Regions from separate parts of the Homo sapiens genome. Here region 1 is linked to region 2. A link is a contact called in ENCODE Hi-C or POLR2A ChIA-PET data. All regions are on one chromosome and are shown on one strand. Each heading gives the region's core, a stretch centred on a gene start or an enhancer-like site at or near the end of the contact. The rest is flanking DNA. Distances are from core to core; before and after follow the strand shown. Region 1 overlaps SYF2 (SYF2 pre-mRNA splicing factor). Region 2 overlaps LOC105376876 (a long non-coding RNA gene).

Region 1 (4,980 bases), core at 210-2,709, 360 kb after region 2:
GCTGATCAGTACTCTGCCTGGTATTTGAGGGGACCCTCTACAGACATTGTAGCTCTCTTCTCCCCAGTGCTCTGTACTACAAGCTCTTGCCTTGGTCCCTCTAGACTTTCAGCTCTAGCTCCTAAACTAAGGGAGTCTTCTGGGCTCCTCTGGGTTCTCTCTCCACACACCACAGCCTACACAGCCTGAAAGTTCTCCAAAGACAGTAAGCTGGGGCGAACATAGCTGGCTTTCCCTTGGGCATCACTCTTCTATGTCTCATTTCCAGTATCTTGAAAACTGCTGTTTTATATATGCCATCCTTTTTTCTTTTTTTTTGGTTGTTCCACTGGGAAGGTAAACCCATTCTTTGTTAGTCCATCTTGGTTTGATGCAGAAGTCTCCTATTTACTCTGTTTTTGTTTTTGTTCTTGAGCCGAGTCTCACTGTCACCCAGGCTAGAGCGCAGTGGCGCAATCTCAACTCACTGCAATCTCTGCCTCCCGGCAGAGTTCAAGCGATTCTCCTGCCTCAGCCTCTCGAGTAGCTGGGATTACAGGTGTGTGTCACCACACCTGGCTAATTTTTGTATTTTTAGTAGATACAGGGTTTCGCCATGTTGGCCAGGCTGGTCTTGAACTCCTGACCTCAGGTGATCCGCCCACATCAGCCTCCCAGTGTGCTGGGATTACAGGTGTGAGTCACTGCGCCCAGCCCTGTTTACTCTCTCAATCAGATTTTATAATCTTCTTCACATAGATCCTGTGGTTTCTCACTAAATTTGTGCCTAAATATCATTTTTGTTGCTATTATAACTGGACTATTTATTTCCTCCCCTTCTCCATTTCTAGGTACTTACTTCTAGAGTGGAGAAAAACTATTGATGTTTGCTTTCATTTACATTTAATTTGTTGACATTTGCCCTGAAATTGAACCACCCATGGGTAGGCTACCACAAAAGTAACTGCTGTTTTTGCTATTGAAAGTAATGGCAAACGCCGGGCACGGTGGCTCACACCTGTAATCCCAGCACTTTGGGAGGCTGAGCTGGTGGATAACATGAGGTCAGGAGTTTGAGACCAGCCTGGTCAACACGGGGAAACCCCATCCCTACTAAAAATACAAAAATTAGCCAGGTATGGTGGCAGGTGCCTGCAATCCCAGCTACTTGGGAGGCTGAAACGGGAGAACTGCCAGAACCCGGGAGGCGGAGGTTGCAGTGAGCCGAGATCGTGCCACTGCACTCCAGCCTAGGTGACACAGCAAGACTCCACCTCAAAAAAAAAAAAAAAAAAATAGTAATGGCAAAAACTGCAATTACTTTTGCACCAACCTAATAAATTTATTCAACAGCAAGTAAGGGTAAAAGAGGTGAGCATCTAGGTGCAGATGCTCAGCACTGCAACACAAGCTTTACTCCACTCTCCTCTTCATGCTGACTTTCGCCCTCATGCTTGCTACTTCATGACACAAAAGGGCTTCTGCAACTCCAGGCCTCCTGGATGTGATCCAACAAGGAAGGCAGGAGAAAGGGAGGAGCAGCACCTCCTCCCATATCAGGAAAGAAAAGGTTTCTCAAGATAAATTTAGCGTGTGTCCTATTAGCCAGAATTATAACATCTGACCACCTATAATAGTAAGTCAGCCTGGGGAACTAAGCGTTTACCTGGAAATATTACAACAAATTCACAAAAAAAATCTGCGTGCTGGTTGGTAATAAAGAATTAAATTAGGCCGAGGCAGGTAGATGACAAGGTCAGGAGTTCAAGACCAGCCTGACCAACATGGTGAAACCCCGTCTCTACTAAAAATAGAAAAATTAGCCAGGCGTGGTGGTGCAAGCCTGTAGTCCCAGCTACTCAGGAGGCTGAGGCAGGAGAATCACTTGAATCTGGGAGGCGGAGGTTGCAGTGAGCTGAGATCCTGCCACTGCATTGCAGCCTGGGCAACAGTGCGAGACTCTCTCAAAAAAAATTAAATTAAACCAGGCAATTCATAGTCTAAAACACTATTCTTGCATTCTTAGAACAAACCCTGCTGAGTCACAGTGAATTGTTCCTTTAAATACATTGCCATATTCTATTCAACAATATTTTTAAGGTGTTTTTTAAGGCTATTGCGATATTCAGGATCAAAGACCTAAGGTAATGGAAATGGGAATAAAAAGATTGAAACATAGTCAAAGTATTTTCAGAGGCATCAGTGCTTTGTGATAGATCTGTGATTAAATGCACATAGAAATGCCAGGAGAGGAGCTGGGCTCAGTGGCTCATACCTGTAATCCCAGCACTTTGGGGAGGCCAAGGCAGGAAGACAGCTCGAGCCCAAGTTTGAGACCAGCCTGGGCAACATGGTGAGACCCCGTCTCTACAGAAAAATAAATTACCTTCTGTTATGTCCTTTTTCACGTTGCAGGTGGGTATGAAAAAAAAAAAAAGAAAAGAAATGCCAGGAGAGGAAACAAAAGGAGAACAGAAATTTTTTCTGAAGTGCTACTAATTTAAAAAGAGAATAATTAATCACCAGTGGCATCATACTAAAGTTGAAGTATTTGAATTTTTTTTCGAGACAGAGTCTTGCTCTGTTACCCAGTCTGGAGTATAGTGGCGTGATCTCGGCTTAGTGCAACCTCTGCCTCCCAGGTTCAAGCAATTCTCCTGCCTCAGCCTCCCAAAGTGCAGGGATTACAGGCACCCACCACCATGCCCAGCTAATTTTTGTATTTTTAGTAGAGATGGGACTTCACCATGTTGATCAGACTGGTCTCAAACTCCTGATCTTAAGTGATCCACCTGACTCAGCCTCGCAAAGTGCTGGGATTACAGGCGTTGAGCCACCACACCCGGCCAATATTTGAAATTTTCTGAGCTTCAGATTTCTTTGAATTTAAAATATCCCAATTAGATATTTAGCATTTAATTCAACATAGAGAAAAAATAACAACCTTTCCCTCTGGAGTTTTATAAAAATAAATCTATTGCAGTGATAATAGTATTGTGGTCATTTAAGTCTTTATCTTTCAGAGATACATACTAAAATAATTATAGATGAAATTATATATCTAGTATATGCGTCAAAATAAGAGTCATGAAGAAAGTAAATGGAAATAAAGATGAAGCAGGACTGGCCATGAGTTAATGATTGTTGAACAGGGTACTGGGTATATGGGACTCACCAGGGGTATTGGGTGTATGGAATTTCCCATAATAAAATATTCTTTCAGTGTTTGTAGAATGGAAGCATGTATGTATATAAACAAATGTATATATACAAATGTTTGTTTTAAATGATAGACTAAAAATGTTAGAAATTCTAATCCCAAGCATTTATTGCTTTTTAAAAAGGGAACTGTACATGATCAGATCATGGAAGGATAGCTCCACTCCTCCCCGACCTTGGTCACAGGCCGCCATGAGGAGGGACTGCTCCAGTCCTCCGGTGGCCACTGCCATCTTCCTCATCACTGTCCTTAGCTTTGGAGTACACAACTCCAAGTGGCCCGAGTCTAGACTCTATCAAATTCCACACTGATAGCAACAATGACTGCATCTGATGTGTGCTGCTGGCAATCTTAAGCCCAAAATGCTTCAAAGATTAAACAGCCATATACATTTAAAATACATAGAAAAATAATATAATTAGAATGTATACAAAGTAGATTACAAAACAACTTCACTACAAGAAATACATCTTATATCCAAGCACAAAAATGTGGAAATATACATGAAAGGATATACGTTTAAGAAACCACATTTTTATTTCTAAATGCTGAGTGAGAAGGCATGGACTACTAAATTCTGGATTACTGATAAAATTTCAAAAAGAACTTGATTTTGCTAGCAGAAATTTTTACCCCATTCTCAAGCTTCTATAAACAGTTCTTGAAGGGATTAGACAGCTGTTCCTCTTTCCAAATTCTGTTTAATTTCAGCTGTGTATTTCCCATAGAATCTTTCAGCTTTCTTGTTGAATTTGGCATTCCTTTCATTAATGTAGTCGATATCTGCATCATCATTATAAGGACGTCTCCGGCTATATTTGTCTCGTTTTTCAATCCTGGGGAAAGAAGAAAATTTACAAAATTCAAAATTGCCTTCTCTTTTGATCTTAATAAAACACAACCAAACAGGAATATAATCACGTTTAGAATAGCACATGTTGTGAGGGCTAGAGGAAGCCAGGAGAGTTTTCATCAAGTTAAAGTTGAAACTGAATTAATGGCACAACTCAGAATATGAACTGTGAAATCCAGTAAATACAAATTCATCTTCAGAATGCTAGAGCGATGACTCATTGTTGGGAACTTGACTGTACTGAAGAAGATAACTATTGGCTGGGCATGGCGGCTGTAATCCCATGCCTGTAATCCCACTACTTTTGGAGGACAAGGCCTCCCAAAAGGTCCTCTGGGAGGATCACTTGAGCCCAGGAGTTCCAGACCAGGGCCTGGACAACATAGGAAGACTCCATCACTATAAAAAAAATTTTTTTGAATACATTTTCTAAAAAAGAAGATAACTATAACAATATTAAATAGGCCAGGCGCAGTGGCTCATGCCTGTAACCCCAGCACTTTGGGAGGCCAAGGCAGGTAGATCACCTGAGGCCAGGAGTTTGAGACCAGCCTGGTCAACATGACGAAACCCCGTCTCTACTAAAAATACAAAAATTAGCCAGGAGTGGTGGTACACGCCTGTGGTCCCATTTACTCAGGAGGCTGAGGCAAGAGAATCGCTTGAAACTGGCAGGTGGAGGTTGTGGTGAGCCAAGATCGTGACACTGCGCTCCAGCCTGGGCAATAGAGTGAGACTCCGTCTCAAAAAAAAAAAATTATATTAAATAATAACCACAGCTAATACTGAGCACATAATATGTGCCAGACACTTTTTTTTTTTCCTGAGACAGGGTCTCGCTCTGTCGCCCAAGCTGGAGTGCAGTGATGCAATCACAGTTCACTGCACCCTCCACTTCTTGGACTCAAGTGATCCTCCTGACTGAGTC
Region 2 (5,789 bases), core at 2,296-4,795:
GATCATTCTTTAGAAATACATCATGATTATGCATATAGTGTTTTCTTTTTACTTTTCTTTAGGTTTTTGTTTGTTTGTTTGTTTGTTTTTTGAGACAGGATCTTGCTCTGTCACCCAGGTTGGAGCACAGTGGTGCGATCATGGCTCACTGCAACCTCCACCTCCTAGGCTCAGGTGATCCTCCCACCTTGGCCTCCCAAAGTGCTGGGATTACAGGCACGAGCCACCACACCTGGCCCATGTTTTCTTTTTAAACCATCACATCATACAGAGTGTTTGCAAGTTGCTATTTTCTTCACAGTATCACGGACATACCTGCATGTCGGGATGTACTAACACATAGCTGTGAAATTTTGCCACCAATTTCCTATTGATGGACAGACAGTTGGACTTGTCTACTTTTTCTCCTTTTTTTAATTATACAAAATAAGCAAGGAACATCTTTCTGTAGAGCTTCACACTCCAAAAGGAGTATCCCTGAGGTTGAGGAGATGAGGGGGACATGAGCAGGACAACGTCACCTGCTCCAGGAGGCACAATCAGAGGCAGTGAATGGCCCACCCTTCTGAGTGGCTCTAATGTGTCACCCTGCGAGGACCCCTGCCCCCACACCCAAAGGAGACAGGGGTGTGCCCAGGGGCATTCCTCTTGGAGGTAAAGACAGAAGTGCAGGGTCGGGAGGGAACAAGAGAACTGAGGTGACCCTGGAGGCTATTTCTCACCTGAAATTATGTAGACATTTTCATTATGAAAATTTTCAAACATACAGAAAAGGTGCAGGAGTCATCTAACAAATCTCCATACAAGTATCCACGCAGCCACCAACCAGATGTAATAGCTGCTGACACTTGCTGTATTTGTTTTATCTGTCTATTCCAAAACATTTCAAAGTAAGCTGTAAACATTTTGACATTTCACTAATTCAACATTGTGTCACCCAGGCTGGGGTGAAGTGGCACAATCTCGGCTCACTGCAGCCTTGACTTCCTAGGATTAGGTGATTCTCCCACTTCAGCCTCCCAACTTGATGGGACCTCAGGTGCACGCCATAATGCCGGCTGCCCAGCTAATTTTAATTAATACACACACACACACACACACATATTTATTTATTTATTTATTTATTTATTTATTTATTTATAGAGATGAGGTTTCACCATGTTGCCCAGGCTGGCCTTGAACTCCGGGGCTCAAGCAATCCTCCTGCCTCAGCCTCCCAAAGTGCTGAGATTACAGACGTGAACCAATGTGCCTGGCCCATAATATTTTTTTAGTTTTGCTCTAACACCCAGGCTGGAGCGCAGTGGCATGATCTTGGCTTACTGCAACCTCTACCTTACGGGTTCAAGTGATTTTTGAGCCTCAGCCTCCCTAGATGGGACCAAAGATACATGCCACCATGCCCAGCTAATTTTTTGTATTTTTAGTAGAGACGGGGTTTTGTCATGTTGACCAGGCTGGTCTCAAGCTCCTGGCCTCAAGCAATCCTCCTGCCTCGACCTCCCAAAGTGCTGGGATTACAGGCATGAGTCACTGTAACCGGCCCCATAATCTAATATCTAAAAAAACTACCAATCATTTCCTAATGTCATCTAATAATAAATAGATTTTCAAGCTTCTCAAGTTGTCCTCCTTCTCTCCCTCACATGCACACTCTCTCTATATAATTATATTGTAAAAATAAAAAATATATTTATATATGTGCATTTCTTTTTTTTTTTTTTTAGACGGAGATTCATTCTTGTCGCCCAGGCTGGAGTGCAGTGGCGCGATCTCGGCTCACTGCAACCTCTGCCTCCTGGGTTCAAGCGATTCTCCTGCCTCAGCCTCCCAAGTAGCTGGAATTACAGGCGCCCACCACCACACCCAGCAAATTTTTGTATTTTTAGTAGATACGGGGTTTTGTCATGTTGGCCAGGCTGGTCGTGAACTCCTGAGCTCAAGTGATCTACCCGCCTCGGCCTCCCAAAGTGCTGGGATTACAGGCGTAAGAGACTGCACCCAGCTTATATATGCATTTCTATATATGCAAATTAAAAACCAGCTTCTAGTAGAATGCCATTCTCTTCTCTTCCACCCACCTGAAACTTCTTCCTCTCCCACCTAGGCCTGGGCCTGTAAACCCCATCAGGGACAGTGGCGATGTTGGGCAGAGACATAAAGAATCTGCAGCCTTCGAGGACCAGGTGGAGGCATGGGGCGGGGTTGGGCAGTTTCCTGTCGGGGAGGTACTGAGAGCCAGATGCTGGCCACCACCTTCTCAGGGTGGCTGAGCTGGGGCTCGAGACAGAACTTGGCAAACACTGACCGTGGTTCTGGGACTGGCGGAGGCTGGGGCAAGCCCAGCCCGGGCTTCACAGCAGCCGTCACTGCTTGCGAGGTGCTCCTGGGCAGATGAGAAAACGTGCTCCTTGCAGAACTCCTCTTATGCCAACATACATGGCTCAGCGGTGGAGTCACGTTGGATTTTGGCCCCAATTCCGGTGCTAGCACTTTGTGCAGTGCACAAGCTATACACCCATATGTGGCAACCCTGACCGGCAGGGGTGACTTGGCTAGCAAGGCGGAGCAGACAGACTCCAGCCTGAAAGCAGGCAAGGTGGTCGTTCACAGCGGACTCTCTCTGTCCCCACAGCAACAGCATGATAAGAGCTGCCATTTATTAGGCATTTAGTCTGTGTGAAGCCCTGGGTTGAGTTAGCTCATGTTTTCTTCGTGACCGAGTAGGTGCCAGTGTTATCTTTACTTTAGGGACGAGCGCACAGGCTCTGAGAGGTTCAGTCATTTGCTTAAGGCTGTACACATCATAAGGCTTCATCCTGGGTCTGTTGGCTCTTGGGGCTGTGTCAGAAGAAGGGTGTCTCACATGGCTATTGTTAGGGGGCGTCCCGGAGTCCTGTTCGGGCCCAGGGCATTGAGGATTCTGTTTGTTAGGTCTGCGGTGGGATCTCAGCAGCCAGATATGCCCCATACCCTGTTCAGAACCACTGGGCGTCCAGAGCACGTGGAAATTCAGGCACACGGAAACCCAGCCCTCTCTGGGACACTGTAGGTGACACTGCTGACCTTTAGGTCCCCAAGAGCAGAAATCATGACACCTGGAAGTGCAAAAGGAGATCAGGAAGGTGCCAGAACTTCTGTGGTATCGCTCCCCCTCCCATACGCAGAGTATGGTCGGCGGGGAAGGACGTGAGGTTGGCATGACCCACATGGGCACCCGGCCATCCTGGCTACCCCGGCCAGACAAGCGACCTTGCATAGGCTAGAGAATATGACTTGTCCTGGACTCCTCCAGAAAATGGTGGGGGGATGCTGCTGGCTCCTCCTACCCTGGCCGCGGCCATCAGTTTGGTCCTGGGAAGGCTGGTGGCAGCTTCAAAGCTGGTGGCCAACATCTGGGGCTCTTGAAGCCTGCAGCTCACATTCCTTAAAGGAGAAGGTGGGAGTGGACCGGGGGCAGATTCTGGGGCTACCAGGCCCGTCACTCTCCCCACAGGCCCCTCCTTCAGACAACAGAGAGTTTACCGCATCCCTGTCCTAGACGGTGGCCGCAGGCTCTCAGACGGGCACTCCCTTCTGGCAGAAGCTGCTGTTAGCTTTGCCACACTCCCCACAGAGGCACCGCAGTTTGGAGAGGTGCTTAGGAGGGGCGAGCTACGGCCTTGAATCGTTTCAAGGCTGCACTCGCCAGTCTTCTTTGCTGTATTATTCTCCAGAACAAGCTCCTCCCTGTGGCCTGCATGAAAACTCGGTGGCTGTTTCTCCACTGTCAGAAAAGGTGACGTTTTTGTACACCTGGACCTAGAAGAAATCAGGCTGGGCTTAAAGAAGATCAGGCAGCAGACCAAAAGACACTTAAACTGTGACTCCTTTTGGTTTGTTTGTTTTGCAGGGAGAGGCAATTAGTGGAAATTCTTGGCCGCTTCTGAGCTGCTGATGGCAGTGTCTTGAGGGAGAGGCGCTGGGAGGAGAGGCAGCCGCGGGGAGGGGCCGTGTGGGTAGGGACAGTCAGTAGCATTCGAATGAGCCTTAAATCTATGGGAGATGGGACCCCCCAGTGTCTCAGAGACTGCGAGAAATTGAGCCCTGGAGTAGTCAGTGGTGTGCTGAGGGCTGACAGCTGTGGGCAAAGCTTCCCTGCATGACTGAGTGGACACCAGACATCTTTCTGGGCCAACTCTGTCTCCTCCTGGCTCCCAAACCCGCATTTCCCTTTCCCAGGCTCAGTGGTAGGTGTGCTTACCCCATCCTCGTGGGGCCCAGGGGGTCCACATCCAGTTTTCCTTCCTGACTGCCAGTATCGGTGACCTGTAGTGACTTCAGGCCCCATGCCAGGGGCACAGGCTGCCCACCAGCTCCTGCCTCACCCTACAGTGGACCCACTTCCAGTCCCTCGAGGTGGGCCTGGGTGTCTGATGAGCTGGCTGACCTGGACACTGTTCCCTGGGCTCTCCCTCCCTGGCCACCCTCCTCCTGCATCTTCTGTCCATCTTTTCTTCTCTCCACCCTTCCCACAGGCCCTCCCAAGGTCCCTACCTAGGATGAGCACAGTGATGCTGAAAAGAAAACCTTCCATTCCTGGAGGCGCTGAACCAGGCCCTGCACTAGGAGCTTGGCGCGCGGCCGGACCCAGGCGCCCAGTGTCACCCCGTGTGCCAGAAACTGCCTCCTGCTGCCACCCAAGGGGCAGGGGCTGGCAATTGTGGAAAACACAGGAGTCACAGTCCACCTTTCGGAGGTTGGCCAAGATGTCTCCAGAGGAAAAGACATTAAAGAGGTTGGCCAAGATTCCTCCAGAGGAAAAGACATTAAAGAGGTTGGCCAAGATTCCTCCAGAGGAGAAGACATTAAAGAGGTGTGTGTGTGTGTAAATGAGTGCGTGTGCGTGTGCATGTGAGTGTGTATGTGTGAGACCACACTTGTACCAGGCCTAACTTCTAGGCCCCATGTGAGGGGATGGTGGGGTACAAGACAGTGAGGCCCAGGTGCTCCCTGAGGGTGACCATGATGCTGGGGAGCCCACAGGAGTGGAGCTCAGCTCCTGCCAGTGGCAGTGTCTCCCTGCTGCCCCTGGCCTCGGCCATGAAGGTTCTCCACACAGGGCTCTTCTTGGGACAGCTGGGATTGTTGTTGTCATTGTTGTTATTTTATTTATTTTTTTCAAGGCAGAGTCCCGCTCTGTCACCCAGGCTGGAGTGCAGTGGCGCAATCTCAGCTCACTGCAACCTCTGCCTCTTCAATTCAAGCGATTCTCTTGCCTCAGCTTCCTGAGTAGCTGGGATTAGAGGCACACACCACCCCGCCCAGCTAATTGTTTTGTATTTTTAGTAGAGATGGGGTTTTGCCATGTTGGTCAAGCTGGTCTCGAAATCCTGACCTCAGGTTATCCTCCTGCCTTGGCCTCCCAAAGTGCTGAGATTACAGGCGTGAGCCACCGCACCCGGCCCAGCTGGCGTTTTTAACCTCGTAGGTTATGTGTTCTCTTCCCCACCTCTGTTCTCCTCAGAACAGCTCCGTGTGTGTGCATATGTTTGAGCGTGCGTGTGCATGCATGTGTGTATACATGTGTGCATGTGTGTGTATGCGTGTCTGCATGTGTGTGCGTGTGTGCATGTGCGTGCATGTGTGTGTATGTGTGAGCAAGCACACATGAGTTTTCATCCATGTTGATCCGATTTCCCTGTTTCCCCTGACTCCCACCCCTAGACTTTCTGGAGTCGTCCTCGTTAGCAGCCCTCATGATTCATTGTGGGAGGGGGATTTAAAGCTGCTCATAAAACACCACTTCA

The links. Hi-C counts contacts between places; a loop is a spot of excess contacts on that map. ChIA-PET counts read pairs that join two places held with the same protein, here RNA polymerase II (POLR2A). Pooled maps may share reads with other maps.
Region 1: a loop to region 2 is called in a map of sciatic nerve, with 2.9 times the contacts of the local background. The contact joins two enhancer-like sites. A Hi-C loop is called at or near these places in 20 of 168 maps with a recorded cell type or tissue (GM23248, HCT116, HL-60/S4 and 15 more) and 2 of 50 pooled maps. POLR2A ChIA-PET finds 5 or more read pairs at or near these places in 3 of 52 experiments (HEK293, PC-9 and WTC11).

The regions. Positions count from the first base shown.
Region 1 is chr1:25,219,397-25,224,376 of GRCh38, forward strand. It overlaps SYF2 (SYF2 pre-mRNA splicing factor), which reads right to left. Exons shown (of 7, transcript NM_015484.5): 7 at 2,880-4,035. The coding sequence ends at 3,870. Among named protein-coding and RNA genes, the nearest start is that of SYF2, 11 kb to the right of the region's middle. Within about 2 kb of position 1,460, at least 2 of the 41 ENCODE cell types and tissues checked have a DNase peak (open chromatin) inside an H3K27ac peak, as active enhancers do.
Region 2 is chr1:24,858,671-24,864,459 of GRCh38, forward strand. It overlaps LOC105376876 (a long non-coding RNA gene), which reads left to right. Exons shown (of 3, transcript XR_947082.3): 2 at 4,518-4,855. Among named protein-coding and RNA genes, the nearest start is that of MIR6731, 58 kb to the right of the region's middle. Within about 2 kb of position 3,546, at least 2 of the 41 ENCODE cell types and tissues checked have a DNase peak (open chromatin) inside an H3K27ac peak, as active enhancers do.